Linked DNA regions of Homo sapiens: region 1 is linked to region 2. Evidence: read pairs that join two places in POLR2A ChIA-PET (ENCODE). Cell type or tissue: PC-9. All regions are shown on one strand. Each heading gives the region's core, and the rest is flanking DNA. Links, peaks and the distances in the headings are about the cores only. Region 1 has its middle 66 kb from the start of KCNK1. Region 2 has its middle 130 kb from the start of MIR4427.

Region 1 (15,502 bases), core at 3,950-11,949, 210 kb after region 2:
ATTTCAAGGGGATTCCTTTGCACTGACAAGGATTTCACACTAAATTCAGAAAGCAATGCAGAACTTCTGAAGAAATTTAATTAGAAATCTAAGACACTTTTATATGGTTTGGTTTCTCTCATCTTTAAACTCCCATTGGATTTTTGGTCTCCAGCCCAGCACAATCCAAAAGAACTATCTGAAATGATACAAATGTTCTCTATCTACACTATCCAATATGGTAGCAACTAGCCTCAACATATGATTATTAAGAACTTGAAATGTGACTAGCAAAACTGAGGAACTGAATTTCAAATTTTATGCAATTTAATAACAAATTTAAATACACACATGTAATTAGCATCTCTTGAATTAAACACCACAGCTCTTGCTTTTGAGATTTGATTTCATAATTTCCTAATTATTTCATTTGTTTCCATTGTGTAACCCCAAACAGAGTCTAAGACTCTAAAGATAGTGATCTGTTCTAATAATAACCTTGACTCACAGTTCAATAGCACATAGCAGGCTGGGCACAGTGGCTCACGCCTCTAATCCCAGCACTTTGGGAGGCCTAGGCGGGCAAATCACCTGAAGTCAGGAGTTCGAAACCAGCCTGGCCAACATGGTGAAACCCCGTCTCTACTAAGAATATATAAATTAGCTGGGCGTGGTGGTGTGTGCCTGCAATCCCAGCTACTCGGGAGGCTGAGGCATGAGAATCACTTGAACCCGGGAGGCGGAGGTCGCAGTGAGCCGAGATCACACCACTGTACTCCAGCCTGGGTGACAGAGGAAGACTCTGCCTCAATAAATAAATAAATAAATAAATAATGAAAAATAAAAAGAAATCAATAGCATGTAGCACAGAGCTATACATTGGACTTCTCCCTGATTATGATGCCCAGGGAAGAATTCTGAGCTGAGAGTCAGGAGTTCCAGTTTGGTCCTGCCACTAACAAGCTAGGTGACTTTGGGAAAATTTATTAATTTCTTGAGTCACAGTCACGTCAAAAAAATGATTAACAACTGGGTCCCAAATTATTTGTTACCAATAGTAGTTGCAGTGTTATTGCTTTTATCAATAAATGAGAGGAGCTGTGCAACCCTCTGAGTTTTGCATTTCCAGTGCAATTGAAGGGAAAGCTAGAGTGCTTGGAATTCCCTTGGGAGGACATGCTAGAAAAGGTTTGGGGCCGGGCATGGTGGCTCACACCTGTAATCTCAGCACTTTGGGAGGCCGAGGTAGGCAGATCATTTGAGGTCAGGAGTTTGAGACCAGCCTGGCCAACATGGTGAAACCTGGTCTCTAAGAAAAATACAAAAATTATCTGGGCATAGTGGAGCGCATCTGTGTTCCAGCTACTTGGGAGGCTGAGGCAGGAGAATCGCTTGAACCCAGGAGGTGGAGGTTGCAGTGAGCCAAGATTGCACCATTGCACTCCAGCAGAAAAAAAGAAAAAGAAAAAGTTTGGATCTAGTATTAGGAAGTTAAACAAGGAATCTGCACCGTGTATCGTCCCCTTCAGGGAGCCTCAGCACCTGTGTGCATCAGCCCTCTTCTGAAGAATTTCTGACAAATTGGCCAACATTCTGTATACCTCAAAGAGCCTCAGTACTTTGAAAATGTGAATTTGCCTGACCTGGCATCCTTCAATGGGCAAAGGAGGAGCATCTATGCAGTGTGTTAACTTCCTGAACCCATCAGACTTTTTGGGGTGGTGGAGGAGTTTGAATTTGATTTGTAGAAAGATCATAATCACTAATAGTATGGACAGATGCTGAAAGATATCTAGAAAGACAGTGGAAGCCCGAGAGCAGTTGAAACTATGAGTAAGTAAACAACCAGCAGAGAAAGAGAAGGACAGTAAAGAAAAATGATTAGTCACAGTAGAGCAATTGAATCACTGTAATAATAAAGTAATGGGGTAGTGAGTAAAGACCACCGGTGATTAAAGAGACTTCAAGATGACCTGATCACTAATTACCTCCTGATGACCTAATTATATCCAGTGTCCCTGAAGCCCAGCTATGTCACTGTATTTCTCACTTCCCAAGTCCTTACCTTGAGGTGACCCATAGACTCCTACTTTGAGGTAATCTAAGTACCCTGTGTTCCCTTGCATGCTAAAGAAAACCTAAATACAGAAATAAATGCTGACTTAATCAGTCTCTCTGGGCTCACTCACCTCAGTGCAACATTTTGGGGTTGAGCCAGATGACCTTCAAAGCTCTTTTCAGCTATAATTTTTATTTCAACACAAGATTATACTGGGGCAAAGTAGATGGTTTGCACAGCGGTGCTCTAAGAATATGAAAGAAAAAGAGGTCACCACAGCCTGGAGTTGTCAAAAAGGCTTTGTGGAGGGGTCACGGGCGTAAGAATGCTGCCTGGACCTCTAACTGATTCTAAATTTGACAGAAGCTCAGGTGAAGCGCACCGCAGTGTGAGCTGGTTCAATCCTTTTGTGAGCCTGTCTCTGCATAATAACTCTATTTTAAAATGTGGGTTTTTTCTCAATTACAAATATCTATTTATTGGAGAGGAAAATAAAAGAACAAAAGTAAAATCATAATTACCTCCATTACCTAGTGATGGTGATTATTAATAAATTCAACTATTTATCTCCTTTTCATGCTGTTTTCTTCTCTCTATCTCTCTCTCTCTCTGTTTAAAGTGATAGACAGAGTCTTGCTCTGTCACCCAGGCTAGAGTGCAGTGGTGTGATCACCTATCACTCACTGCAGCCTCCTGGGTTCAAGATGTCCTGCCACCTCAGAGTGCTAGAGTGCAGTGGTGTGATCACCCATCACTCACTGCAGCCTCCTGGGTTCAAGTGGTCCTCCCACCTCAGCCTCCCAAGTAGCTGGGACTACAGGCATATGCCATCATGCTTGGCTAATTTTTTCATTTTTTGTAGAGACAGGATCTCACTATGTTGCCCAGGCTGGTATTGAACTCCTAGGCTCAAGCAATCCTCCCTCCTTGACCTCCCAAAAGTGCTGGGATTACAGGTGTGAGCCACTGTTCCCAGCCTTCATGACCTTTTCACCCAACATGCATTGTAAATATTTTTTGGTCATTAAGCTTTTTATGAAAATTAGACTTTAATAGCACACAGAATTATGTCACATGGCTATACCAAAATTTAACTAAAGTTTCTCTCATTTTTCAATATTTTAAAAAATGCCTTGAAGAATATACATGAATCATGTACATTTTTGATACTTTTCTTGGATAAGCCACTGAACACAGATGTCTTCATCTGTTCAGGCTGCTATCACAGCATACCACAGATTGGATGGCTTATAAAAAACAGAAATGTCTTTCTCATAGTTCTGGAGGCTAGAAAGTCCAGGTCAAGGTGTTGATAGATTCGGTGCCTGGTGAGGGCCTGCTCCCTGGTTCATAGATGGCATCTTCTCGCTGTGTCCTCACATGGTGGAAGGGGCGAGGGAGCCCTCCAGGGCCTCTTCTGTAGTGGCACTAATCCGATTCATGGGGCCTCCACTCTCATGATCTAATCACCTCCCAAACCCTCCCCCAAATCCTACTACCATTACCTTGGGAGCTAGGATTTCAACACAAAATTTTTGGGGTGAGGACACAAACATTCAGCCCATAATGGCAGAATTTTGAACCTTCATAAAATGTTTCTGAGACTCCCTGCTAAAGTGTCCACCAGAAAAGTGGTGCCAACTTATGCTCCTACCGGAAAAGACTATGAAAGTTTTACACTGGGGTCGGTATTGAGTATTACCTTTTTCTCCAAAACTTTTGTCAGATTGCCATGTGATTATAAAATCTTATTCTATTGTCCACTTCTTTGATAATTAATGCAATAATCTGCCTTCATGTTTGATGGACATTTAAGTTTCTCCTTTTGTGAATCATCTCTTCAAACCATTTACCTGTTTTTCTATTGTTGTGCTTATCTCTTTCTTGCTGATTTGTAAGAACTCCCTGTATATAAAGGATATTCTTATTCTCATTTGTCTGTGTAAGAGTAAAAACATTGACATTTCCCTGCGGCTAAAAGGGAAAATGACTTCTCCCCCTCTTTTTTTTTTTTTTTTTTTTTTTTTTTTAGAACATTTTCTTAGAAAAAAAAAAAACTAGTATTTATAAATCCTTCCCCTGTCCCCTTGATATACAGGTAAATCTTTTTAAAGGCTAAACAAATTTCTTGTGAGCTTTATAACCCATCAATGTTTTTCTTAAGGGCCTGAGAGGCATTTCTTGGAAATATAAACATTAAGGAAGATAGTGCCCCTATTTTCTGGTTCCCGTGGGAGCTTGCTGTAAGCTTTGACTGATACTTGTCCTAGAGATAAGAGAAATTTTATTTTCTTTCAAATAAAGGCAATTAACCAGCACAGATGTCTACCCCAATTACCAGGTGAATATTAAGCAAATGGCTCTTGTCAAGTTCTCTTACATAAGGGCAGTTTATCATTATTCCTGGGAACATGCATGTGGTAGATTGCATCTACTTGGCTATATTAAAAAGATAGATTACTTTCTGGTTTGTAATCTCATTAGCATATCACCTGTGATGTGCATCACAGTCTGTGTTAATGCTTACTTAATAATAAGTTTGTTAGGCTGGGCGTGGTGGCTCATGCCTGTAATTCCAGCACTTTGGGAGGCCAAGACAGGAGAATCACTTAAGCCCAGGAATTCACAATGAGCCTGAGCATAGTAGGAGATCCCGTCTCCACAAAAATTTTTTAAAAATTTAACCAGATGGGGTGGTGTGTACCTGTAGTCCCAGCTACTGAGAAGGCTGAGGCAGGAAGACTGCTTGAGCCTAGGTGGTCAAGGCTGCAGTGAGCCGTGACCATGCCACGGCACTCCAGCCTGGGTTACAGAGCAAGACTCTGTCTCCAAAAAAAAGACCCCAAAAAGCCCAGAAAACATGTAAAGCACTTAGAACAATGCCTGACACCAGTAGGCACTCAAAAATATTAATTAATACTATCATAAAATCTCATTATTGCTAATATATTTAATATGGGAATATTTCTTTTTCTTTTTTTTCTTTTCTTTTTCTTTTCTTTTCTTTTTTTTTTTTTTTTGAGATGGAGTCTCACACTGTTGCCTGGGCTGGAGTCCGGTGGCACGATCTTGGCTCACTGCAACGTCCGCCTCCTGGGTTCAAGCAATTCTCCTGCCTCAGCCTCCCGAGTAGTTGCGATTATAGGCATCTGCCACTACATTAATTTTTTTGTATTTTTAGTAGAGATGGGGTTTTACCGTGTTGGCCAGGCTGGTCTCGAACTCGTGACCTCGTGGTTCGCCCACCTCGGCTTCCCAAAGTGCTGGGTTTATAGGCGTGAGCCATCGCGCCCAGCCGGGAATATTTCTTTTCTTCTGGAATAGCTGTTCTTAAACCAATGTCAGCATTATAATTGTTAGCATGTTAGAACAAAGAGATGGAGTTTGTTGTGTGAGCCTGTGAGCCTCAGTTTTTTCATCTGTTAATTCCTCACGGAATTATTGTGTGAATGTGAACATTGAGGGACATGGTATATTAGTTTGCTAGGGTTGCTGTAATGATGTACCACAAGCTAGATTATTGATGACTGTTGTGAGACTTCAGTTCTTGTCCTCTTAGTTTAAAGGAATTGAAACAGAGACACACAGCAAAAGAAGTGCAGCATACAGTAATTAATTGAAAAGGAAAAAGAATATTCTGAAAGTTAAGTGCAGAATAGACAGCACACCCTGAGAGAGAAAGAATTCAGAGCAGTCTGCTCATAAAGATGAGAGAGCAGAGACTGGCTCTAGGGAGACTCCCCTTATGGATTATTCACAAGGAGATGGAAACAGGTGTAACTGGTAAGCATGTTCTGGGTGGTCCTTGGGGTGCACCTGCGCAGTAACTGTACATGCTTGTTCATAGATTGCATGTCACATTAACATCTTAAATATCCACGCAAGGGTGTGTTTTTTACTATTATAATGAGCAAAGTGTCAGTTTGAGGACAAGTAAAATCAAAATGCTCATGCTTTCTAGAAGGGAAAGTCCCTACTGAAGATAGTTTTGCTTGAATGAGCTTGATTACAATGCAAATGATAAGGCTTATTGTGTTGACTGTACGGTCACTACCATTGCTGCATGCCAAGGACGTAGTCACTTCTTTGACTACCTATCCTGCCTCAGGATGACTTACACAAGAAAAATTTATTTCTCCTAGTTCTGGAGGATGGAAGTCTCAGATCAAGGTGTCAGCAGGGTTAATTCCTTCTGAGGGCTGTGAAGGTAGGATCTGTCATTGATTTGTAGGTGGCAGTCTTCATGTACACATGGAGTTCTCCTGTATGGCTGTCTATGTCCAAATTTTCCCCTTTCATAAGGACACCAGTTATACTGGATTAGGTCCTACCCTAATGACCTTATCTTAACTTGATCATCTCTTTAAATTTGTATTTTCAAATAAGACCTCATTTTGAGGTACTGTGGGTTGGGACTTCCAACATGTGAATGTGGAGATTGGGTACACAGTTCAGTTCATAACACACAGCAAAATCCTCTGTTCGTGGATAATGACAACTGTACCCAGGTGGAGTCATTTCCAGAGGACAACTCTCGTGTCCTATAAATAGAAGACTTGGAAATATTCCCAATTCAATTTTAAAGAGGTTTCATTTTGACTAGAGGAAATGGCCTTTGCTAGAGAAACAGTCATTTAAATTAAGTTCCTTTCTTCACCTTGTCTTTCTGCATCTGTTAACTAAGAATAAAATATCACACATGTGAACTCTACATAAAATTTAGAGGAACTTAGACATCTTTTAGGTTTCACTCTTATTAAACCCTTATGTATCCAGGAAAATTGTCTAGTTCTTAGCATGATTAATGCTAAATCTGCATGTCTGCGTAGATTTTTCACATTTTGATAACAGACTGTGCTTGAATTCAATTTACCAACACCAGAGCAAGGATGAATGGGGAAACAATACAATCAATAGATTTTTTTCTACTAAAGACAGCTGTGAATCACATAAAGGTCTTCATGGTAATTATACCCTGTGGCAACGGAACTCTACAAAAATCCCATCAATTTTACAGCACTTTGGTGTCTGCCCCATGGCTTAATATATGAATTATTGGGGAGCTTGTGTGGAGAATCAGTCATGAGCATGGATAGAAAAAGAAAAAGCTGTAGCTAGGCAGGAGAAATCTGCAAAACATTTTGTTTACTTGTACAAGGGAGGATGTTGGTGGGACCACTCCTAATCCTCCTTTTCATCCTCCCATTCTACCTGCCCTTTCTCCCAAGATTAATTTGGGATTTGCACTCACAACATAAGAGAATGCAAATGAAAAGTTCACAGAGTCAGGGAAAAAAGTGAAAAATAGCCAAGAGACACAATGGAATGCAATGAAAAGTCTGAGTGTCAGAGGAGATGTGGGCTCATATTTCTCCACTTTGAAGGATCTGAGCTCAAGATCATACAGTTGTTTCATCTGAAGTCAGACAAACCTAGGTTGCAATTCTATTCCTTTCATTAATAGACTTTGAATAATCACTTCATTTCTCTGAGCCCAGGGGTGAGTAATGCCCACCCTGCAGAAATACTATGATGACTGACATGTTCACACAGATGTGAGAGCAACCAATAAACGTCCAATCTGAATGTCTGATTCATTATCAGGCAAGTAAGGGATACTAATAACAAAGGCAAAATAGTAGCCAGTGATGATGGCCAACAACTTCAACATAGGAGCTGGCTTAAGGCCTCATGATATGCTCAATAATTTGCAACTAAAAGTCTCAGCTGGCCACAGAGCAGGGCTTTGCTACATGGTTGGACTTCTACGTTTTCCCTGCCTCCCTACTTGGCCAATGCTTGGTAAGAAACAAATGAATCAATAAAACAGTGTCGTAAACTACAGCAAGAAAACTGTGCTGTGCTTCTTTTGGTTGGGTAGATACAGGGTTTGATTTCTTTCAAGGATGATGGAATAGAAGCAAATGTCATGAACCTGAGAGGAACTAGCAGAGTTAGAAAGTGAGTCTATCCACAGAAGCTAGAATAAGGACTTTCAACAGCAATTTGCAAAGACATTTTCCCCTGTTTAGATTTGTCAGGAAGTGGATTAATAGAAAAATTCTCAAGTAATGGATCAACAGTTAATTCATTATTTGAATGCTATCCACACAGGCAAAAAGCTATAATATAACTGTAATCACCACCACACTGTGATTTCTTTAAAGAAAGTTCTTGTTTTGCTGGTTCCACAGCCACCTGGGAAAAAGGACTGTGAGTGTAGGAGGTGACTATTTCACTATGCACTTAATTCTGTGTGGATACAGAAAGTGGGTAGGCTGGAAATGAAAATTCTGTCATTGTCATCTTCGTAAAGACTAAGCTAAGTGGAGGAGGTGGAAGTCATTTGGGTGGCTGCTGATACAGAAAATGCAGTCTCTAAAATAATATAACATTAAACACATTAAATAAACAATGCACTTTCTTGAATGCATTTTATTTGATCTTTGATTATTTGCATTCCAGTTTATTCTGCATGCTATAACCTTTATTTCTCAGTTTTTTTCTTGTAGGCAATTTATACTTGACTTTGCTAATTTTTGCATTGGCAGTTATTCATCCTGGAAACCAGCATCCTGGAGGTGCTATTAACATTTTTGTCTTAAATATATCCATTTCAAAAACATGGGATGAGTTTGTATCATGTTCAGAAGACTATGCCATAATGAAAGCAGTAGAGATGGCTGAGACACAGTTCATATCCACTAGGATATCAAGCATCATTCCAGGGGAAGATGAGATTACTCACAACAGTGCAGGGAGAAGGTGTCTGGAATGGTTCTTGAAGAGATTGGTGCTTGCATTGAAATTTGAAGGATGGATAAAGCTGAAAGAGTCGTTCTAGACAGAAGAAGCAGATTGAACCAAAACTAAGAAGTGAGAAGGGCTGATGGATGAAACAATTCAAGCCATCTTGTTAATGAATCATCATCACCTTTTGAGATCTTCAGCGAAATTGCTGTAATAAGACAGATCAACAAGAAAAAAACAAACAAGTTATTAATATGTATATCTCATATATACATGGGAGAGAGAGAATCAGTGGTTCTCAAACAGGTGGCTTAGAACTCTGGCTTATATAACATCTTCACAAAGAACAATAAATTTTTGAAGAAATTAGAGGACAAAAGAAAGGGATCTTGAAACTTTAGAGGCAGCAAATTGTGGGAAGGCAAATATGGTGGATAAAGGCTGGTTAGTAAAGTTTGTTATGTAAATTCCTCTGGTACTGATTTTCAGGCTAAGAACCTAAGTCATCTCCATTGAGAAACCTTTGTCCTTCTTGGTAGAGGGGAAAGGAGGATGCCTTTACAAATTTAGGTCCTGCTTTTTTAGGTAAATAAGAGCAGAGCAGAGAGTTTTTCTTGTATCTACTTCTCAATTGCCTTCAGCTCAAAATAATCCTTATGCCAAAGTGGCATATTCTGCTTTCAAGTGCTATCATATTGTTTTGATTTAAAAAAAAAAAAACACCTTAAACAACCATACACAAAATATAACAAAAACTTCAACTGGGGTGAGTGACGGCCCATACTGGTCAAATAACTAAATGCAGTCAACATGATATATAAAATTACAAAGTAATATGCAAATGTAAAACATTTTCATTATCTTTAATCTGTTCTCACATATGCCTACTCCTGACATCTTTTTTTTTTTGAGATGGAGTCTTGCTCTGTCACCCAGGCTGGAGTGCAGTGGCGTGATCTTGGCTCACTGCAAACTCCCCTTCTCGGGTTAAGCAATTCTCTGCCTCAGCCTCCCAAGTAGCTTGGATTACAGGCGCCCGCCATCATACGTGGCTGATTTTTGTATTTTTTTATAGAGACAGGGTTTCACGATCTTGGCCACGCCAGTCTTAAACTCCCGACCTCGTGATCCACCCGCCTGACATCTTTTAGAGAGAAGATTTCTACACTGGACTGGCTCTGAAAGAGACTATATACAAGAAATATCGACACTGCCTACTTCCGGTTTTAGGTTTCTGGAATTCCTCCTCACTTATAAAGCTTTTGCCCTTTTAGACATCTGCGATTTCTGCCCACTTTTACAGGGATGGTGTATGTAAGAGTTAGCAAGATGTTCCCTATTCAAGTTCCAAAGGTAAAGGCTCTTTTGCCCCAGGACAGAAGCGAGAGAATCCGAAGAGCATCCTGGGGGTACTGACTAGAAAACAGCTAGTTTAGCCAGTGGAATGGGATAGGGAAGAAGAGAATAGAAATACTATTAGACTTGTTCTTGTAGAAGCAAAATCCTCACTGTTCTACATAACATAGGAATTATGTATTTTTCTAGCCTATAATTCTCAAACATAAATCTGATGTGTTACTTTCACTAAGAACCAGCTTATTTCCTGGTGATCGTCAGCTATATTTACATACACATGAGCAGAATTAGAAAAATATAAAATAATTTGAGACTCAAGTAAGAATAAGATAGCCCATTTTCTCTTATTTGTTCTATAGACAATATATACTATTGTCATTTTCTTTTTATTGCCTTAAATTCAGCTATAACAGGCCAATAGATCAATAAATGTCATTTTCTTATTTGACTAAAATCACAAAGTGAATACAAATTTCAGCCTTCCAGGCACAGAAATATACTAAATATCAAAGCATTAGGCACCCCATAGTATTACAGCAAGATACGATAGTATTACATTCCATTACAAGAAATGATGCTCATTTTTATTCCTTTTCTTATGAACAATTTCCTTTAGAATTTTTTTTTACTTTAAAATTTTAATCTAAGTGAGAATTACTATAAATGAAGCAATGAGATTAACAGCAAAAACCAACCTTACCATGTTCATCTGTCTTAGACACAACTGAAAGGGGCATTAAAGATTGTTGGTCCAGAGCCGGGTGCGGTGGCTCACGCTGGTAATCCCAGCACTTTGGGAGGCAGAGGCGGGCAGATTATCTGAGCTCAGGAGTTCGAGACAAGCCTGGCCAACATGGTGAAACCCCATCTCTACTAAAAATACAAAAATTATCCAGGTGTGGCCATCCATGCCTGTAATTCCAGCTACTCGGGAGGCTGAGGCAGGAGAATCACGTGAATCCAGGAGGCAGAGGTTGCAGTGAGCCAAGGTTACGCCACTGCACTCTAGTCTGGATGACAGAGCAAGAGTTGGTCTAAAAAAAAAACAAAAACAAGATTTTTGGTCCAACCAAAATCAGAAGATGGGAAGCATCATCTGTCAGAGTATCTGATATCCAAAGACAAGGGTATGGCACAAGGTCACACAGGATATTTTTTAGCGGAGCCCTAACTAGAGGTGGGCAAGTGTGAGCTGAGTGTGAGAGGATAGGCAGCCAGAGAGACACAGGTTCGGACAAGTATTTTCAGTGTGTTGCCGATGAAGGGGATGAATGGTAAGGGAGAGGCAGGGAAGATGTGTTATTATTTTTCATCTAAGGGAGGAGTGGTCAACTTAATGGCTGAGAAGAGAAGATGACACAGGGAGGAACCGAAGACTCCAAGCAGCGGCACAGGGAGAAGGAACCAGGAAAACTTGGAGGATGTGAATCAGGAGCAGAGGGAAGGAGTTTTCAACAAAAGTCAGACAGAAGTACCTCTTCCTTAGAACAAAGAGACAAGTACCTTGCTGAGCAGCCTAGAACAAAAGTGAAACCTGAGGGCACACGAAGTCGATACTAAAAATAAAAAATCAGCAGCCAGGTCCAAGGCTGTGGTCCAAAATCAGAGTCACAAGGTATCAGGAGGAGGCTGGGAGCTGCTAGGTGATGCCAAGAGCCCAAGGTGCTCGAAGTCACAGTTTGCATAAGGGCATAAATTAGGGAAAGCCAAAGGCATCAAGGAGTTAGGGACTGGGAAGATAGAAACTCGAACACTGCAAAAGATGAAAGAAGGGTCTAACCAATATGCCAAATAGTGTGTTCCTTGCATGGGACTAGAGTTTTTTGGGGGAGGACCACATTTATGGAGCACTTGTTATATGCCAGAACAAACCTGTGAAGTAAGGACTATGATTATCCCATTTGTACAAATGAGGAAAGTTAAGCACAGGGGGTGTTAAGGCGCTTGTCCCAGCTGATGTTGATAAGCAGTGCTGGAAATGAGATCCAAACCTGGTCTGACTCCAGAGCCTCAACTGTGCCAGGATACTGCCTCCCTGGTTCCACTAAGGTCTACTAAGAGGCAGAAGATACCACCTGGCACATGAGAAAAAAAAAGTCTCTGTGGTATACACATAGTGCCGAGAAGATAGGTGATCAAATCAGGGTTATTTAATGGAAAGGATTTGCAACAGGAAGACAGTACTAGGGATGACTAGAGCAACACATGAGTCATCCTTGCTTCCAGAGGCTGAACAAGCCCGGGTGTGGAGAGTCAAGGACTGTCAAGCCTGATCGCAGAGAATGTTAATGGGAGGGATGTGTCATCCCTACTCCCACGTAGATGGAGCTCCGTCAGCAAAACACTCCCAGCCTCACCCAGGGAAAGTGAGAGTCTTCCTTGATTGGGAGTTTGGAAGAAAAGTAAGGCATTATTTTAATCCTCTTATTCTTTCCTTTTTGAAAGGGAACCTGACTGCAGAGAGAACGTATTGTTGATTACTGTCAGCCCTGCAGAAGTTTACACACAGAAGCCTTGCCTGGTGGTGGAGGGCAGAGTGACCCAGCACTGCCTTGCAGGGGACCAGGCCCTGGGCCTCCTGAAGGTTCACTGAAAAATCAACTCACAAAAGGCTGATTAAGAGGATAAAAGGTATACACATCTATCTAATATATATACACGGGAAGCTTCAGAATGAAGATACAGCCCCACAGTGGGTACAGAAGCTTATATAGCATCTTGAGGTGACAAAAGAATGGGGGCTTGGATCCTGACAAAATAAGGATGGGAAAGGGGGAGGAGAGGAAACCTGTTGAAGGGCAATATGTGATTACTAGGGAGAATGAAGGGAGGGGGAACAGAGATTAACTGGTAAATAGTTCTTTTTGGAATTTGAGTTGGAGAGACAGACATTGTCTTATAAAGGATCTGTTCAGGTGTGGTCACATGTGGGTCTGCTTTCCTGCAGTAGATAATGAGATAACAGGAAAGAGAAGAAAAACCAATTGTTCTCCTTGGTGGTTCTGGACTTTAGGCAGATAAAGGAACTTCAGAGAGCAGCTTTTTCCCATGTTTTGGGAGAAACTGTGGAGGCTGGGGGAGGTCTGAGGGACCTTGAGGCTGCTTTAGTTCAGTTTGTCAAAATGCCGTATTTTGGAGTATTGGTTTCTGAGCCCCAAAATCCTCTAAGTGGATCGCAGCTAAGTATTAGGAAGCCTACTTGCCTGCAGATCTAAGCTGCATTCACCAACGCCATTTACTCAATAAAAATTCACCTGATATTTATCCCATTTCTCTATTGGCTTATAATGCTGGTGAAGAATAGAAGTATGATATTATCGTGCCTTCTTCAAGACCTTAAAGAGATAACAAGAGAAAACAATAGGGAAATAGTGTTTGACCCCAAATACCCTGTAAATGGCTTGGACCCTAAGGATCATTTTCACCAGGCAAAGAAAACTGAATGGCTCAGAGAATCTTGGCTGTCATTTAGCTTTGTCTGCTGAAGTTTTCTTGTAGTGCTTTTTCTTTATGAACACATGATGTGTTTCCCTGGGGATACACAGCATCACATTCCAAAACTGCTCTTTTTGTCACTTGTCAGTTAATTTTGACAGAATTCCTTTTTCTTGTCCATGAAGGTAAACACACAATAGATCGAGTTTCTTAGTCATCCAAGACAGCAATTACCTGGATCTTTCTTCTAACATTCAAGAATCTCAATCCAGTGACCAAGTGTGTATCCTGAGGTCCTCTATATTCCCTCCAGGAAGCCTATTGTGTCTTCTGAAGTTGAACTCAAGTTGGCATTCCCCGATATGCCAGAACTGCCAAGATGGTAGATTTCTTAACTCGGATGAAAAAGATAAAAGGTAGAGGAGAGGGGAATGGCAGTTAGCCGGTTTGTTCATGAGATTTCGTTTACCATAAAGCAACAAATTAACCCAGCTTTTGAATCATGATTTACATACAATAAAATACAAACCTAAGGCTGGGTGCAGTGGCTCACGTTTGTAATTCCAGCACTTTGGGAGGCAGAGGCAGGTGGATCACCTGAGGTCAGGAGTTCGAGACAAACCTGGCCAACATGGTGAAACCCCGTCTTGACTAAAAACACAAAAATTAGCGGGCATGGTGGCAGGCGCCTGTAATGCCAGCTACTTGGGAGGCTGAGGCAGGAGAATCACTTGAACTCAGACGGCAGAGTTTGCAGTTAGCTAAGATCGCACCATTGCACTGCAGCCTGGGCGACAAGAGCAAAACTCCGTCTCAAAAAACAAATCTAAGTGTACATTTTGATGAACACAAATTTAACCACATACAAAACAAAGTATAGAATATGTCCATCGCCCTTTACAGTCAATTTCTACCCCTATTCCCACACACGGAGGCCACTACTATTCTGATTTCTGTTTTTTAATTTTTCCATCACGTCAAGCATTTATCATTTCTTTGCTAGAAACATTCCAATTCTACTCTCTTTGTTATTTGAAAATATACAATAAATTATTGTTGACTATAGTCACCTTTTTGTGCTATCAGATACTAGGTCATATTTACTCTATCTAACTATATTTTTGCACTCATTAACCATCCCCACTTTTTCCTCCCTCCCGAATACCCTTCCCAGCCTCTGGTAATCATCATTCTACTGTCTATTTCCATGAGTTCAGTTGTTTCAGTTTTTGCCTCCCACACATGAATGAGAACATGTGAAATTTGTCTTTCTGTCACCATAGTTTAGTTTTGTTTGTTCTAGAACTTCAGAGAAATAAAACAAAATAGTATATACTCCTGCAAAGGAAAATAGAATCTTGGGACTCCAAACTTACCATGCCAACGGGAAAGTTAAGCTTGGAAACAGAGTGAAGCAAAAACTGCCTTCCTTTTGTTCCCAAACAGATAGCTGTAATTTCACAACCATATGTCACAGCCTCACATATATAAACCAGATTCTCACAACAATATAAGGTCGCATATCTCCCTAGATGGTCTCCCTCACAAATTGCTCACGAGGAAATTTCTTGTGGGCCCCCAGATCTTTCAAAATACATAATCCCCCTATAAAGTAGCCCTGAAACAGAGTTCTGTTAAATCTCACCCTGACAATTTCAATTACCAGCTTATCTTCACAGTATGGAACAAGGACTAGAGTAGAAATCATCCCTCTGCCCCTTCCCCACAGATGAATGCACATCTCGGCTTATCACATGTTTACTTTATCTCATGTAAAATGTAGATTTACAGAGCAGGAAATGAATGCATAATTGACTTTTTCCTCTACTCCCTCTTTTCACAAGTAAAATATAGATTTACTGATTGTTAATTAAAGCCTCTCAAGACTGTAACCGCTTGCCTCATTGCCTATTGATTTAGTTT
Region 2 (15,502 bases), core at 3,060-11,059:
GCCAATACATACTGAATGGACAAAAACTGGAAGCATTCTTTTTGAAAACTGGCACAATACAGGGATGCCCTCTCTCACCACTCCTATTCAACGTGGTGTTGGAAGTTCTGGCCAGGGCAATCAGGCAAGAGAAAGAAATAAAGGGTATTCAATTAGGAAAAGAGGAAGTCAAATTGTCCTATTTGCAGATGACATGATTATATATTTAGAAAACCCCATCATCTCAGCCCAAAATCTCCTCAAGCTAATAAGCAAATTCAGCAAAGTCTCAAGATACAAAGTCAATGTGCAAAAATCACAAGCATTCCTATATACTAATAACAGACTAAGCGCCAAATCATGAGTGAACTCCCATTCACAATTGCTTCAAAGAGAATAAAATACCCAGGAATCCAACTTACAAGGGATGTGAAGGACCTCTTCAAGGAGAACTACAAACCACTGCTCACAAAATAAAAGAGGATACAAACAAATGGAAGAGCATTCCATGCTCATGGATAGGAAGAATCAATATTGTGAAAATGGCCATACTGCCTAAGGTAATTTGTAGATTTAATGCCATCCCCATCAAGCTACCAATGACTTTCTTCATAGAATTGGAAAAAAACTACTTTAAAGTTCATGTGGAACCAAAAACGAGCCCGCATTGCCAAGTTAATCCTAGGCCAAAAGAACAAAGCTGGAGGCATCACGCTACCTGACTTCAAACTATACTACAAGGCTACAGTAACCAAAACAGCTTGGTACTGGTACCAAAACAGAGATATAGATAAATGGAACAGAACAGAGGCCTCAGAAATAACACCACACATCTACAACCATCTGATCTTTGACAAACCTGACAAAAACAAGAAATGGGGAAAGGATTCCCCTATTTAATAAATGGTGCCAGGAAAACTGGCTAGCCATATGTAGAAAGCTGAAACTGCATCCCTTCCTTACACCTTATACAAAAATTAATTCAAGATGGATTAAAGACTTAAATGTAAGACCTAAAACCATAAAAACCCTAGAAGAAAACCTAGGCAATACCATTCAGGACATAGGCATGGGCAAGGACTTCATGACTAAAATACCAAAAGCAATGGCAACAGAAGCCAAAATAGGCAAATGGGATCTAATTAAACCAAAGAGCTTCTGCACAGCAAAAGAAACTAACACCAGAGTGAACAGGCAACCTACAGAATGAAAGAAAATGTTTGCAATCTACCCATCTGACAAAGGGCTAATATCCAGAATCTACAAAGAACTTAAGCAAATTTACAAGAAAAAAACAAACAATACCATCAAAAAGTGGGCAAAGGATATGAACAGACACTTCTCAAAAGAAGACATTTATGCAGCCAACAGACACATGAAAAAATGCTCATCATCACTGGCCATCAGAGAAATGCAAATCAAAACCACAATGAGACACCATCTCACATCAGTTAGAATGGCGATTATTAAAAAGTCAGGAAACAACAAATGCTGAAAAGGATGTGGAGAAATAGGAACACTATTATACTATTGGTGGGAGTGTAAACTAGTTCAACCATTATGGAAGACAGTGTGGCGATTCCTCAAGGATCTAGATCTAGAAATACCATTTGACTCAGCGATCCCATTACTGAGTATATACTCAAAGGATTATAAATCATGATACCATAAAGACACATGCATACATATGTTTATTGTGGCAATAAACACAATAGCAAAGACTTGGAACCAACCCAAATGTCCATTAGTGATAGACTGAATAAAGAAAATGTGGCACATATATACCATGGAATACTATGCAGCCATAAAAATGGATGAGTTGATGTCCTTTTCAGGGATATGGATGAAGCTGGAAACCATCATTCTCAGCAAACTATCACAAGGACAGAAAACCAAACATCGCATGTTCTCACTCATAGGTGGGAATTTGAACAATGAGAACACTTGGACACAGGGCGGGGAACATCACACACTGGGGCCTGTCATGGGGTTGGGGGCAGGGGGAGGGATAGCACTGGGAGAAATACCTAATGTAAACGATGGGTTGATGAGTGCAGCGGGCCAGCATGGCACATGTATACCTATGTAACGAGCCTGCACGTTGTGCACATGTACCCTAGAACTTAAAGCATAATTATTAAAAAATGAAAATTCCATAACACCTTTCAGGGTACAGCCTGCAAATGTCAGGCTTTCACTTCTACTTGGCTAAAATAGATTATTACAAGTGATTGACATTTTGTTAAAGAATGACGATAGTCTTGTCAGACCCAAATGAAATGATCGTTCAGCTCTTTTGACAATAGCTTGTGCCTTCTAGGCATATACACTCATAAATGTGCCTTCACAGACATCAATAGTTCGTAAATCATTCAGGCTTACATTTTAAAGAACAGATGCCAACAAATTTAAGGCCTTGAGTTACTTTATTTTGTCTTCTTCTACAGCTGAAGGCTGCTCCAAAGTTAAGACTGTCATCTGTTAAGTCACAGCAGAGATGAAATGGAAGAGAGTGATTGGGCTAAAGCAATTGGAAAAAGGAACAGTATACTTTTATTCTGGGTGCTTAGAGAAGGATAATTTAAGTACCTGCTATATAAAAAAAAACACCTCAGTGTGGTATTGGACAAATGTGTTTTTTGGTTAATTAAATATGAAGTTGTTTAATAGCTAGAGTTTGTCATATTTATTAGGAACATATTCTAGGGGTGAAGTTTTAGGGCAGAGTTTTTTTTTAAAGGAAAACTTTATATTTTAAAATAGTATTAGGACCAAATTATTACTAAACGTCACTTTTACTTTACATTAACTTCTGTCTCTATGATTCTTTACTTACTATTTATAGCATAATTCAAAGAATTAATCTGTTAATGCCTATAAAGTACTTTTTCTATCCCAAAATACCATGATAGGCAAAATAATCTAACTTAGGTTTTTTCTTTTAATTGTAAATTCACTAAAAAGAAATCTACTGCAACAACTTTGTGAAATAAGTGCAGAAACCAAAAACAAAAAGATTTTTCAGAATGTTCTCACATCATCTGTACTAGATAATAAATCAGATTCTTGGTAAAACTGTATAATTATAGACAAACTGAGAACTGAAATTGTTTGGTTCAACTGTAAAAGGAGTTAAACAGTCTGAGTTTATGAAAGCTCTTTAAGGGTATAATGAGAGGACTTGCTTCTATCACTTACATCACGCAAGGCTTTTACCTTGCATTTTACAAGTATCATAATCATCTTCTCACAGGCAGCATAATTCAACTGCATTTTGAAATTCTTAAAGATAAAGTAGCTTTGGAGAAAAATAAGTGAGGACAGCTGTAACTTATGCCAATGATGTCAAACTGGAAATGACAGTGTTTGTTATATAATCTGTTCATGCAATTGTTCTTTCTCTCTCATAGAAAATAATGTTGGTAAAGAAAATGTAGAATATAAGTAAAAACTAAAATTATAATCTCATCATTCAGAAGAATGTAAAAATGTAATCTCATTATTCAGAAAAATGTCATGTATTTGGTGCATTTCTTGAAAAATATAGATAGATAGATAGATCAGCAAAATTGAGACCATGCTGTATTTTCAGTTTTGCGTCTAATTTTTTGTATTTACATTATATTAGAAAATTTTCTCACCATTGGATTTGTTCTTTAACAGCTTATTTTTTTAATTGCTGAGTGACATAACATCATAGGTATAGACTATAATTTATTTAAAACATCTATTTTTGAACATGTAGGTTATTTCCATTTTTGATTTTACAAATGTTGATAAAATTGATGTTTGTGCATTAAAATCAATGAAATCTAAATCTTGTCAGTGATAACTGTTAATTATCTCTCAAATCCATCCATTTTTCTCCATTTTCACTGTGATTTCCATATTTACCTCATTTGTAGTATATGACTCTATAAATAGTTTCTTTGCCCTCAGACTTTCTCTCCTTGAGTTCATTTTCCACAATTCAGTCAAAGTAATCTTTATCTTTAATATTTCTTTACCTTACAAGGTTTGAGAACACACCATGTGTAGCAAGGATATGGGAAAACTGGCACTCTCATTTATTGTCAGTGGGAGTCTAAATTGGTACATTGTCTGTGGGAGGGAAATTTGTCATATCTATAGAAATTTTAAATTATGAATTAAAAATACAATAGCATTTGCTATAGTATAACTGAGAGCAATCCCACTATTAGAAATTTATCCTGCAAATACACACACATACATATACAGGTATAGAATAAAATTAATTTGTATAAAGTTTTTTCTGGTAACTTTTTTTTTTGTAATACCAAAGATTGGAACCAACCAAAATGCTCATCAAGAAACAAAGTAAATCTTGATGCATCCATCCAATGGATTACTATGCCACTAATAAAAAGGATAAGGAAGTGCTGTATAACCAAGTACAAATTCATATGGAATGAACTCCACGGTATATTTTTCAATGAAAAAAAGAAAATGCAAAATAATGTTCATAATATGCTACAAATTTTGTAAATTATAAAATAAGAAAGAACAAAGACCTTTATTGAATATGCACAGAATAACACAGGAAAGATACATAAGAAACTGGTAAAATTGGTTGCCTTCAGGGAAGTAAATGGCTTCCCAGGGGATAGGGTTGGAAGATAGAATTTTTGCCACATAACTTATTATTATCTTTTGAGTTTTGTGCCATGTGAAAATATTATTAATCAATAAAATTAAGTGTTTAGAATTTTAAATGAAGAATATTTAAACATGGTGAGAGAGAACATTATAAACAACATTCATGTATTGAATGAATAACACTTATTGTTGACAGATCTGAACATTTTGCTATGGACATGGTTGAATTGCCCACCTTCCTTCCTTGATCTCTCTTCCTAGCTTACCAGAGGCAGCCATGTTCTTGAACTAATGTTTATCATTCCTTAGATATATTTTAATTATATATGTATATAGTTATGTATATATACATAAACAATATTATAATAGTTCTTTACAATTTATCCAAATGTTAGGTTCGTTCTGCAATTTGCTTTCCCCCTCAACTTTATATCTTTAAGATTTATTTTTGTTTTGATAATATAGCCCTTGTTCACTCATTTTAACTGCTAGAGACTATACTAAGCCACAATTTATGTATTCATTCTCCTGTCATTTTCAAGTTTTTGCTATCAAGCAAAAGTGCAATAAACATTCATTTACTTATTTGTCCCATTCCATTATTGAGCAACTACTATATGCTGGGCTCTGTTTCAAGAGCCACAGATACAGCAGAGAAGAAAACAGATAAAGAGCTTGGCCCAAAGTAGAGCTTACATTTAGAAGAGACAATAAACTTTATTTTAAGATATTGCGTGTTAAAAAATGTTAAATCTGTAGAAAACATAGAGAATAGTAAGGATTATTGGAAATGATAGACGTAAGAGCACAATTTTAAATAGTTGGTCAGGGAGGGTACACGACTGACCTATTTCCCTGATAATGCTACATAGAAAATAATCCGCAAATCTCAATTGTTTACAATAATCTTTGGTCAGTGGGTCAACTGGACTTGGACTATGCTGTGGGTCGAGTTCAGGTCTGTCTCATATATGTCCTCATTCCTCTTGAACAAGGATGTGTTTTTCTCATGGTCAGTGCCAAATCACCTAAACATATTCAAGACCTCTGTGTCTTTTTTGCTAGCATTCTAATTTATAAGCAAGTCCCATGAAATAAGCCCAGGTAGGAAGGAAGCATACCACCCCCTACTTTAATGAGATTTGATCACCCAGATGTCAATGTTTAATTCTGTAGCAGAGAGGTAGTGAAGAGTTGCAAACTATATTCCAATCTGCTTCAAAGAACCTCACCGTGCAGGTAAAAACTGAGCAAGCACTTGAATAAGGCTGTGAGGTCAGTCTTGAAAATGTCTAGGAGAAGAACATCCAGGGAAAGTAATTAAGACAGTGCAAAGTCCCTGAACCTGGAACATGGCTGCAACATTCAAAGAACAATAAAGAGTCCAGAGTGATTGAAGTGGTATAAGTAATAGGAAGAAAGTAAGACATTAGCATAGAGGCATAATGAGGGGCCAGACCTTGGAGGACCTTGTCTGATATTGTAGAATTTTACTTTGAGATGGGAATCATTACAGGATTTTGAGTAAAGGAGTGAGATAATCTGGCTTCTGTTTTGAAAGGACTAAGGAGAATGGATTGTAGCGGGGCAAGGAAAGAAAGAGAGCATCTTGTTCAGAGGCTGTTGTAACTAATGCAGAGAAGTCTTCATGACTTGGACTAGGGTTATAGCATAGAAGTGGTGAGAAGTAATCAGGTTCTGGAGATGTAATGTGGAAAAATTTAAACATATACACAAGTATGCATAATAGTACCCATAGATACACCTTTCATCCATCTCAACAATTTACCTGGTGAGTGACTCACTAAACCTGGACGTATTTGTAGTAGCTACTTGAAAGTCCTGGTTGCTAATTCCAACAGATGTGTTATCTCTGTATCTGTTCCTATTGTTTATTTTCCCTGGTTATGAGTCACTTTTTTTTTTTTTTTTGCTTTAGCACTACTAATTTTTTAGCATATCTGGACATTGTGAATACTGCTTTGTTGAGAGTTTGAATATTATTTTCTTGTACAAAGTGTTGAGTTTTTTTGGCAGGAAGTTAACTGGAAAATGGGCTGGATCCTTCAGAGTTTTTTTTTTTTTTTCCAGATGGAGTCTTGCTCTGTTGCCCAGGCTGTAGTGCAGTAGTGCGATCTCAGCTCACTGCCACCTCCTCCTCCTGAGTTCAAGCAATCCTCCTGCCTCAGCCTCCCAAGTAGTTGGGATTACAGGCACCCACTGCCACGCCTGGCAAATTTTTGTATTTTTAGTAGAGACAGGGTTTTACCATGTTGGCCAGACTGGTCTCGAATTCCTGACCTCGTGATCTGCCCTCCTCAGCCTCCCAAAGTGCTGGGATTACAGGCATGAGCCACTGTGCCTGGCCTCTTTTTAAAATTGTTGTTTAGCCTATATTTCTAAAGTATACCCTTTTTTTTTTTTTTTTTTGAGATGGAGTCTTGCCCTGTTGCCCAGGCTGGTATGCAGTGGCAGGGTCTCAGCTCACTGCAACCTCTGCTTCCTGGGTTCAAGTGATTCTCCTGCCTCAGCCTCCTGAGTAGCTGGGATTACAGGCACCCATCACCACGCCTGGCAAATTTTTGTATTTTTAGTAGAGACGGGGTTTCACCAAGTTGGTCAGGCTGGTCTCAAACTCCTGACCTCAGCTGATCCACCCACCTCAGCCTCCCAAAGTGCTGGATTACAGGTGTGAGCCACCATGCCCGGCCAGGCAAACCCAATGTTTAAATTCAAACATCATTTGGCTGTATATTGCCTTATCTTTTTTCAGACAAAATTCATTTAATCTCTGCCTTCTCTGCCAATTCCCAACGTGCTCTATAGTGAAAAAACAAAGAGGCAAATTATAGGAGAGATTTATAACATAGAAAATGATTAAATTTTTACTCTATAACAATTTGTTCTTTCCTCTAAATTAGGCTTTCTTTGCTTTGACCTGAAAACGCAATTTGAAAATTCAATAGTGATTTAACCAATTCTCCTCAGAGTTAAACCAACATTACTCTTCTTGAGTTACAAATGGAGAAATTAAGGCACACCCACATGCTAAGGACATTTTGTCAATCTTGTAATTATTCAGGCATAGTAACACTATTATGTCAGTATTTTATTCCAGTAAATAAATTCTTAGAGGATCAGTAGTTCACATACCCTAGTTAATAACACTAGTAACATACACAATAAAGAAAAACCCAACTCAATACCAGTAGCATAAAATTGCAATTTAGATGTTTATAAAAAGCTCTCCAAATGCACATTATAAAAAGTCATAACAGAAGAACACAAATTAAATTCAGACTCTTTGATTGCTAGGACTACACCTCATTACAAGCTGTCATGTATTTCCTGGCTGAACTTTTGCATAATTGCTCTTGATTTCCCCTAATGAAAACTTAGAAATAGAAGATTATATTGTGAAATCCAAAAAATAAAACCTTCCAAATGATTACCTTGCAGTTCAATCCATTGGGTCATCAGTTTTCCTAGGGATGAGACATCAGGACTGTTTGACAATTGGGAACCAGGATAAGGGTTTACCTGGCTACTAGCTATGCAGGCAGCCATGCTGAGTACATTTTGATCTGGGGCTTCAAAGGAACTCCCAGGGGTCCACGTATGAGCTTCTGCAATTGTCTTCAAAATGTGATATCTATGTAGGCAAGTTTAACTTTCATCAAACTGTCACCTGATTCATGTACTCTTGCAGTTACTCAACAATAGTACTGCTAGGAGTGGTCAAATCAGGAGTGGAGGTGAGGGGCAGTGGGATTGTGAAGACAGAAGACTAGCTTAGACCCTGGTCAGAACAGGGGTGCACCGTGCGTTTCCTTGCCCTCGCTATCACTGCCTGGAGCCTGGAGCACTTTCCAGTAGTGATACCTGAGGAGCACAGCCATCAAGCCCCATCTGTGCCCTGCCCTTGCCCCTTAGGCTGTGCTACTTCTGTGCACTCCAGCCAACATTCAGCCCCCAGATTCATGTATCCATGTCCTCTTCTAAAACCAAGAGAGGCAGCTCTGTCTCCTTGCATGCCAAGCCCAAAGTACTAAGGAGTGCACCTGCCCTGGAAGCCTCCCTTAACCAGTGCCTCTTGGTAGCCAGTGTATAAGTACTCCAGCCTTCTCACCTCTCAGATGAGATAATTCTGAAATGTGTGTTTTATACCACTTCTCAGAGTTCCCCCATAAGAGTAAGCCCTGACAGCCCCCTGTGGTAGCTGACTTACTAACGCACATCAATTGGGAAATGGAATCAATTTTCCATCCCTGTATCACTTCCCCACACCTTTGTTTGTCTTCCCTGTACCTTCCAGGCAAACTATTTGTACTTGAACCCTTGTCTTAGGAGTCCACTTCTGGGGAAAACAGGACTAAGACCAGCCAACCCCTGATCTTTGCCCTTCAGCACTAGCAATTCTTTAGCAACCATCGGAATTTCTGGACAGTCGTCTTGAATTTACCACAGGAGTTTCCAAAGGTCTCAAGAAGAGCAGGTTTCAGAGAGAGCAGATGGTATTCTGTTCTCTTAAGAGGTGTAAGTTTCTTAGTCGATCTCTCTTAGATTGGGGAAAGCCCTCGCTGCATTAGTGGAAATTCTCTACAGATGCAAAATATCAGCCACAAAAGATGGCTTTGCAAGGTTATTTCAAAATATGTCAAAGAAATATATTTTGGGTAAAATATGTTGATTTCCTTCATGATCATGTGATGCTATACAAGAGTCAGGTTGGAATTTGTTCTTATTGCCAAAGAGTCTGTTTTGTCAGTCTTCAGATCTCTATTTTAACATTAATGCTCGTTAGTTTTGTCTAAACTCCAAAAGGTAGAGAATATCCATTCAGTTGACTGGAGGGTTTAGGATTTTATTTTTGGTTTACAATATTGTGATTTCAAAACATAACCTTTGCATTTATCTTCTATGTCCTATGTAAACTAAATACCAAATGGTTTGATACCATCATTCAATTCCTTCCATTTTATTATGAAACATTTCAAACATACAGAAAAGTCAAAATAATTTTACATTAAGCACCTATATACTCTCCACCTTGGCTCAACAATTAAAATTTCTCTACTTGATTTACTATGTATCTATCCATCTCTCCATTTCTCTATCCAACCATCAAGCCATCTTATTTTTTATGCATTTCAAAGTAAATAAAAACCATCAAGCTCTCCTCCTCAAAAACTTCAGCATATGCATCATTGAGAATCAATATTTGCTTATATATTTTTTTCTTTTGAGAAAGTGCAGAAACCTTTTAAGCATGTTACTTGAACCTCAAACCCTCATCAAGTATATTGTCTTTATCTTAGAAATGAACTCTCCATCCCCATTCCTTCAAAGTTCTGTTTTTTTTCTTATACATTAGTTTTACCTATTATAGAATTTCATATAAATGAAATCAGACAGCATGTACTTTTGCACTAAGCATAACATTTCTGACATTCATCCATAAGGTTTTGTGTTAGTAGTCCATTCTATTGTATGGCTGAGTAGTATTTCATAGCATGAATTTACAACAATTCCCTTATTGGTGGATACTGGAGTGTTTCCAGTTGGGGCAATTATAAATAAAGCTGCTATGAACATTCTTGTATAAGCCTTTTTGTGGATACATGTTTTTACTTCTTTTGGGTAAATACCTAGAAGTAGAATTTGGAGTACGTTGAGTTTTATAAGAACCCAAAGAGTTTGTACCACTTTACATGCTCAACAATAATATATGAGAGTCCTGTGTGATATTGTTAGGTTTTTTTGTTGTTGTTGTTGTTTTATGTTAACCATTCTGGTGGATGTATAGTGTTATCTCATTGTTGTTTTGTTTTGCAGTTCTCTAATGACAAAGAATGTTGAGCACACTATCTTAATTGCTGAAACTTTGTAGTAAGTTTTGAAATCAGGTGATGCCATTTCTCTATTTGTTTTCAAAACTGTTTTGCTATTTTAAGTCCTTTGCATTTTATATAAATTTTAGAATTCAGGTGGCAAATTTTTACAAAAAATATCTATGGGATTTTTATTGGGATTGCACTGAATCTATAGATTATATTGAGAAGAATTGACATTCATTATGATGTTAACAGCATGAAGTCTTCTAATTCATAAACATGGCATACTTCTCCATTAGTTTAGTTATTTTTTTATTTCTCTCAACAATTTTTGGAGTCTTCAATGCAGTGACTTCTGTTAAACTTATTCCTAAATAATTTTTTAGTGGTCTTAAAAATAAAGTTTTATCAATTTTATTTTTCAGTTGTTTTCTGTTAGTATATAAAAATACATTTAACCTTGTATCCTGCAACCTGATTTGCAAAGCACTTACATCATGAAAGATACTGAATTTTGCTAATTATTTTTACTACCACTATTGAAATAATCATGATTTTCTCTTTTATTCTATTAATATGACAAATTAAATGACTAATTTTGAATTTTAAATTAAGCTCCTATTCCTGAGATACACCTTATATGATCATGATGTATTATTCCTTTAATGTACAACTAGATTTGATTTGCTAATTTTTTTTGTTAGGGAATTTTGTATCTTTGTTCATAGTGATATTGGTCTGTATTTGTTTTCTCTTCTATTTATTTCTGCCAAGTTTTGTTATTGGATTATGCTAGTCTCATAAAATTAGTTAAAAAGTGTTCCTTGTGTTCTTTCCTTTATTTGCTGAAATAAGTTTCATAAGATTAGTATTATTTTCTCCTTGACTATTTGATAAAATCTACTATTGAAAGTCTCTTTGCCTGAAGTTTTCTTTGTGGTAAGGTTTTTGATAATTCAGTTTCTCTAGTAGACATAAGGCAATTTTGACATTCTCTCTCATCTTGTAAATTTTAGATTTCAAAGAATTTGCCTATTTCATCTAATTTGGCAAACTGTCAACTTCAAACAGTTATATTTCTTAAACATTCTTTTGATGTTTGTGGGGTCTGTAGTGATAACTTTTTTCATTTCTGGTATTAGTGATTTGTGTTTACCTTTCTTTTTCTTTCTTTTGTTAAATCAGTCTTGCTTTGGGTTTATCAATTTTGTTGATCTTTTTAAAAGACCGTCTTTTGGCTTTGTTAATTTTTTATTTTCTATTACATTGGTTTGTGTAATCTTTTTTATTGCTTTCCTTGTACACATGTTGGTTTTTAATTGCTTTTCTTTTTGTAGCTTCTTAAGATAGACTTTTAAATCATTGATTTGATGCATGTCTACATATTAAATAAAAAGAAATCTTTGTATTTTGAGAATATTTTTACATATGGAATACTTCCTTCTGTATTGTCATCAAATCAAAACAATTATGTTTTCTAACCAAAGAGTAGTCTCCCTCTAACATACATAGAAATGTATAAAAGGGTTTGGGTGAAAAAACTATTCAACACTTAACCTGTAATATAAATTGCTATACAATGAAATAAACCAACATTGGTTCTCTTTAATTTAAAAAAATCAGCTGGACATGATGGTCCACCTGATTTTTTAAATTAGGACTTGCAGTCCCAGCTACTCAGGAAGCTAAAGTGGGAGGGTTGCTTGAGCCCAGGAGTTTGAGGCTGCAGTGAGCTAAGAAGTTGCCACTTTACTCCTGCCTGAGTGACACAGGGAGATCCATTTCTAAAAAAAATTATTTACATGCACATATGAACAAATAAAATGATAATGAATGAAAAGATATATCTCTCTCATTCACACATTTATCTTTGATGTAATACATGCTCAGTATGAATATATTATGTACAATATACTCTAGATATTTTAGGATAAGGGCTAAATAGTGGGGGAAATAGGCATGAATGTGAAGAGTGAGGGTATTTCCCTCATCAAATGTCAGTGCATTTATGAAATGAGTGCAATGGCAAATAAAGATTTAATGAGAACATTGTAGAGGCCCTTGGAGATTGGACTGAAGAAAAGCTTGAGTAAATTATGGGTTGAACAAAATTTCAAGGCATTAAAAAAATGTACAGTAATCACAAGTCACTACTGCTTTCTCCTAACCTATTGTAAAGATGCAGCATGCACAAAAAGTATCATCTAGCAACCATCAATTTTCTCAGTCATCTTCTGGAGAATTCACCTTTATATCAATCAAAGATGTCATTCAATTTGCCAACTTTGGTACTTACACTTACCATATGTTTATGGTTTAGTGAGATTAAACTTTGCAATTTCCTAGCTAAAAATAGTTTTAGAATATCAATAAATAATACTGTTTGCTGTCTGTGTAGCATATTCGCTTGGATAATTAAGCACTGATTGTATTTTTAAATAAGAATACTTTCAAATTCCAAAAGTAGGGTTCCTGTGTCCATTTATTTTTTTAGGCAATTAGAGAACTTCTTCACTTTGATTATCTTATTTTAATTTTAGGCATCATGTATATGTTACCCTTTAGTGGGTGTCTTTATGGGAATCATGACTAAATCTCACAATAGGCTTATGAAATAGACATTTTTATTTCTAATTCATAAGTGATAAAACTGACATCCAGAGAGATTAACTGACTTCTCTGAGGCTCAACAACTGTGTTAATAAAAAGTATGTTGCTTAAAAAAGATTTAAATAAATGGAAATACATCCCATGTTCATGGATGAGAGGACAATATTATTAAGATGGCAATACTCCTCACATTTATCTACAAATTTTATGCAAGTATTATTTTTTAAAAACTCAGCTGCCTTTTTGGAAGAAATTGACAAGCTAATCCTAAAATTCATATAGAAATTCAATAAATTCATAAAAATCAAAACTATATTTTAAAAGAAGAACAAAGTTGAAGGACTCATACTTACTTATTTCAAAACTTCCTACAAAGCCACAGTAAACAAGACTTTGTGGTATAGCATAAGGACAGACATATATATCAATGGAATAGAATTGACAGTTCAGGAATAAACCCCTACACTTATGGTTGATTGATTTTTGACAACAGTGCCAAGACAATTCAATGGAGGGAAGAATAATCTTCTAAACAAATGTGCTGAGACAAGTGAATATCCACATGTAAAAGAATGAAGGTGGACCCTTTCCTCACACTATGAACAAAAATTAACTCAAAATGGATTACAGACATAAATGTTAGTGTCTAAAACTATAAAACTCTTAGGAGAAATGTAAGAGCGAATCTTCACAAACTTGGGTTAGGCAAAAGCACAAGAAACCAAATGCAGAAGTAACAGAAGAAAAGATAGATAAACTGAACTTTATAAAAATTAAAAACGTTTGTGCGGCAAATAATTACTAAGAAAGTGAAAGACAACCTACAGAATGAGAGAAAATATTTACAAACTATATATCTTGTAAGACTTGTAACCAGAATATGTAAAAACTTACACAATAATGAAAAAAATAACCCAATCTAAAGATGGATAAAGGATCCCAACAGACATTTCTCCAAAGATGATATACAAATTGTCAATGAGTACACAAGAAATTCCCAACATCATTAATCGTTAGAGAACTAAAAATCAAAAGCACAGTTAGGTATCATTTTACTCTCATTAGGATGTCTATAATAAAAAAGATAGACAACAAAATTGTCAAGGATATGGAGAAACTGGAATCCTCAACACTATTGGTGAAATGTAAAATGGTACAGCTGTTGTGGAAAACAATTTGGCAGTTCCTCAGAATGTTAAACATGAAGGAGCCACATGAGCCAACAATTCTACTTCTCGGTATATACCCAAGAGAATTAAAAACAGATATTCACACAAATATTTGTATGCAAATGTTCATGGTGGCATTTATTTATAGTAGCTAAAAAGTGAACACAGTCCAGATGTACATAAACTGATAAATGGACAAATAAAATGTGTTATATCCATATAATGAAAGATTATTCAGCCATGAAGAGAATAAAGCTCTGATTCATACTATCACATGTATGAACTTTGAATACATTATGTTAAGTGAAAGAAGCCAGTCACAAATGACTACATGTTGTATAATTGAATTTATATGAAATGTCCAAAATAGGAAAATCTATAAGAGACAGAAAGTAGATTAGTCGTTTCCTAGGACTGGGGTGGGGTAGCTTGGGAGGGGAATGTAGAGTGACTGCTAATGAGTATGAGATTTCTTTTTGGGGTGACAAAAATGTTCTAAAATTAGATTGTAGTAATGGTTACACAACTCTGAATATACTAAAAATTATCACATTGTATATTTTAAAAGGGTGAATTGTATAATATGTGAATTACACTTCAATATTGTTAAAAATTGAGATCGTATTTCTGACATTACAAACATAATAAATTTAACTTGTATTTATTCCCATTATTAGGAAAACATTTTTAGGGGTAGGTAAATCTGTGTCAAATATTTCATGTGCAAAAACTTCAGAAGCAAGACAACATTAGAATGATAACATATATGTAAACACAAGTCTATTGTACAAATGTGAACTTTGACTGGATTTGGCTACGATGTGTATAGAACTCATCAAAAGAAGTATATTTAAAATAATAACACTGGGTTTCATTTTTTCATATGGCTTTGATAGTTTTAAATCCATTGTATAGCTTTTACATGGACACATTGATCCTCTAGCATGCACAAACATAGCTGAGCTTCACTCTGACATTTTTCTTGAGGCTATTGTCATTTATTATTTCACAGAGTCAACAACATCACAGTTTCTCTGCTTTGGGAGAATTTGCCCTTCTTACAGAGCTATAATCAGATGGCTGCTGCTATTTCTTCTAATTCCTAAAACTATTACAGAGTGATTTACATTTTATTTTCAGCTCTTCTCCACTTGGACTAGATGCAAAATGGAAGCAATTTAAAATGCAGTCAATGAAAAACAGATCAGCAGGGTGTCTCGTTTTTGCATCCTGATGCAGGTTCCTTCTTAAAGCACTGTGCCAGGCTTGGGCCTAACTCTCTTTTGGAAATAG

The links. Peaks named below come from ENCODE experiments on the same cell type or tissue, not always from the same donor. Only the 100,000 strongest peaks of a DNase experiment are listed, where the experiment ranks them.
Region 1: POLR2A ChIA-PET joins it to region 2 with 30 read pairs; 2 of 35 experiments call an interaction of 5 or more read pairs at or near these places.

What each region holds. Positions count from the first base shown.
Region 1 is chr1:233,540,717-233,556,218 of GRCh38, reverse strand. No RefSeq gene overlaps it. Among named protein-coding and RNA genes, the nearest start is that of KCNK1, 66 kb to the left of the region's middle. In PC-9, for the core only: no CTCF peak of the experiment used is centred there; no DNase peak of the experiment used is centred there.
Region 2 is chr1:233,750,794-233,766,295 of GRCh38, reverse strand. No RefSeq gene overlaps it. Among named protein-coding and RNA genes, the nearest start is that of MIR4427, 130 kb to the right of the region's middle. In PC-9, for the core only: no CTCF peak of the experiment used is centred there; a DNase peak (open chromatin) is centred at 6,455.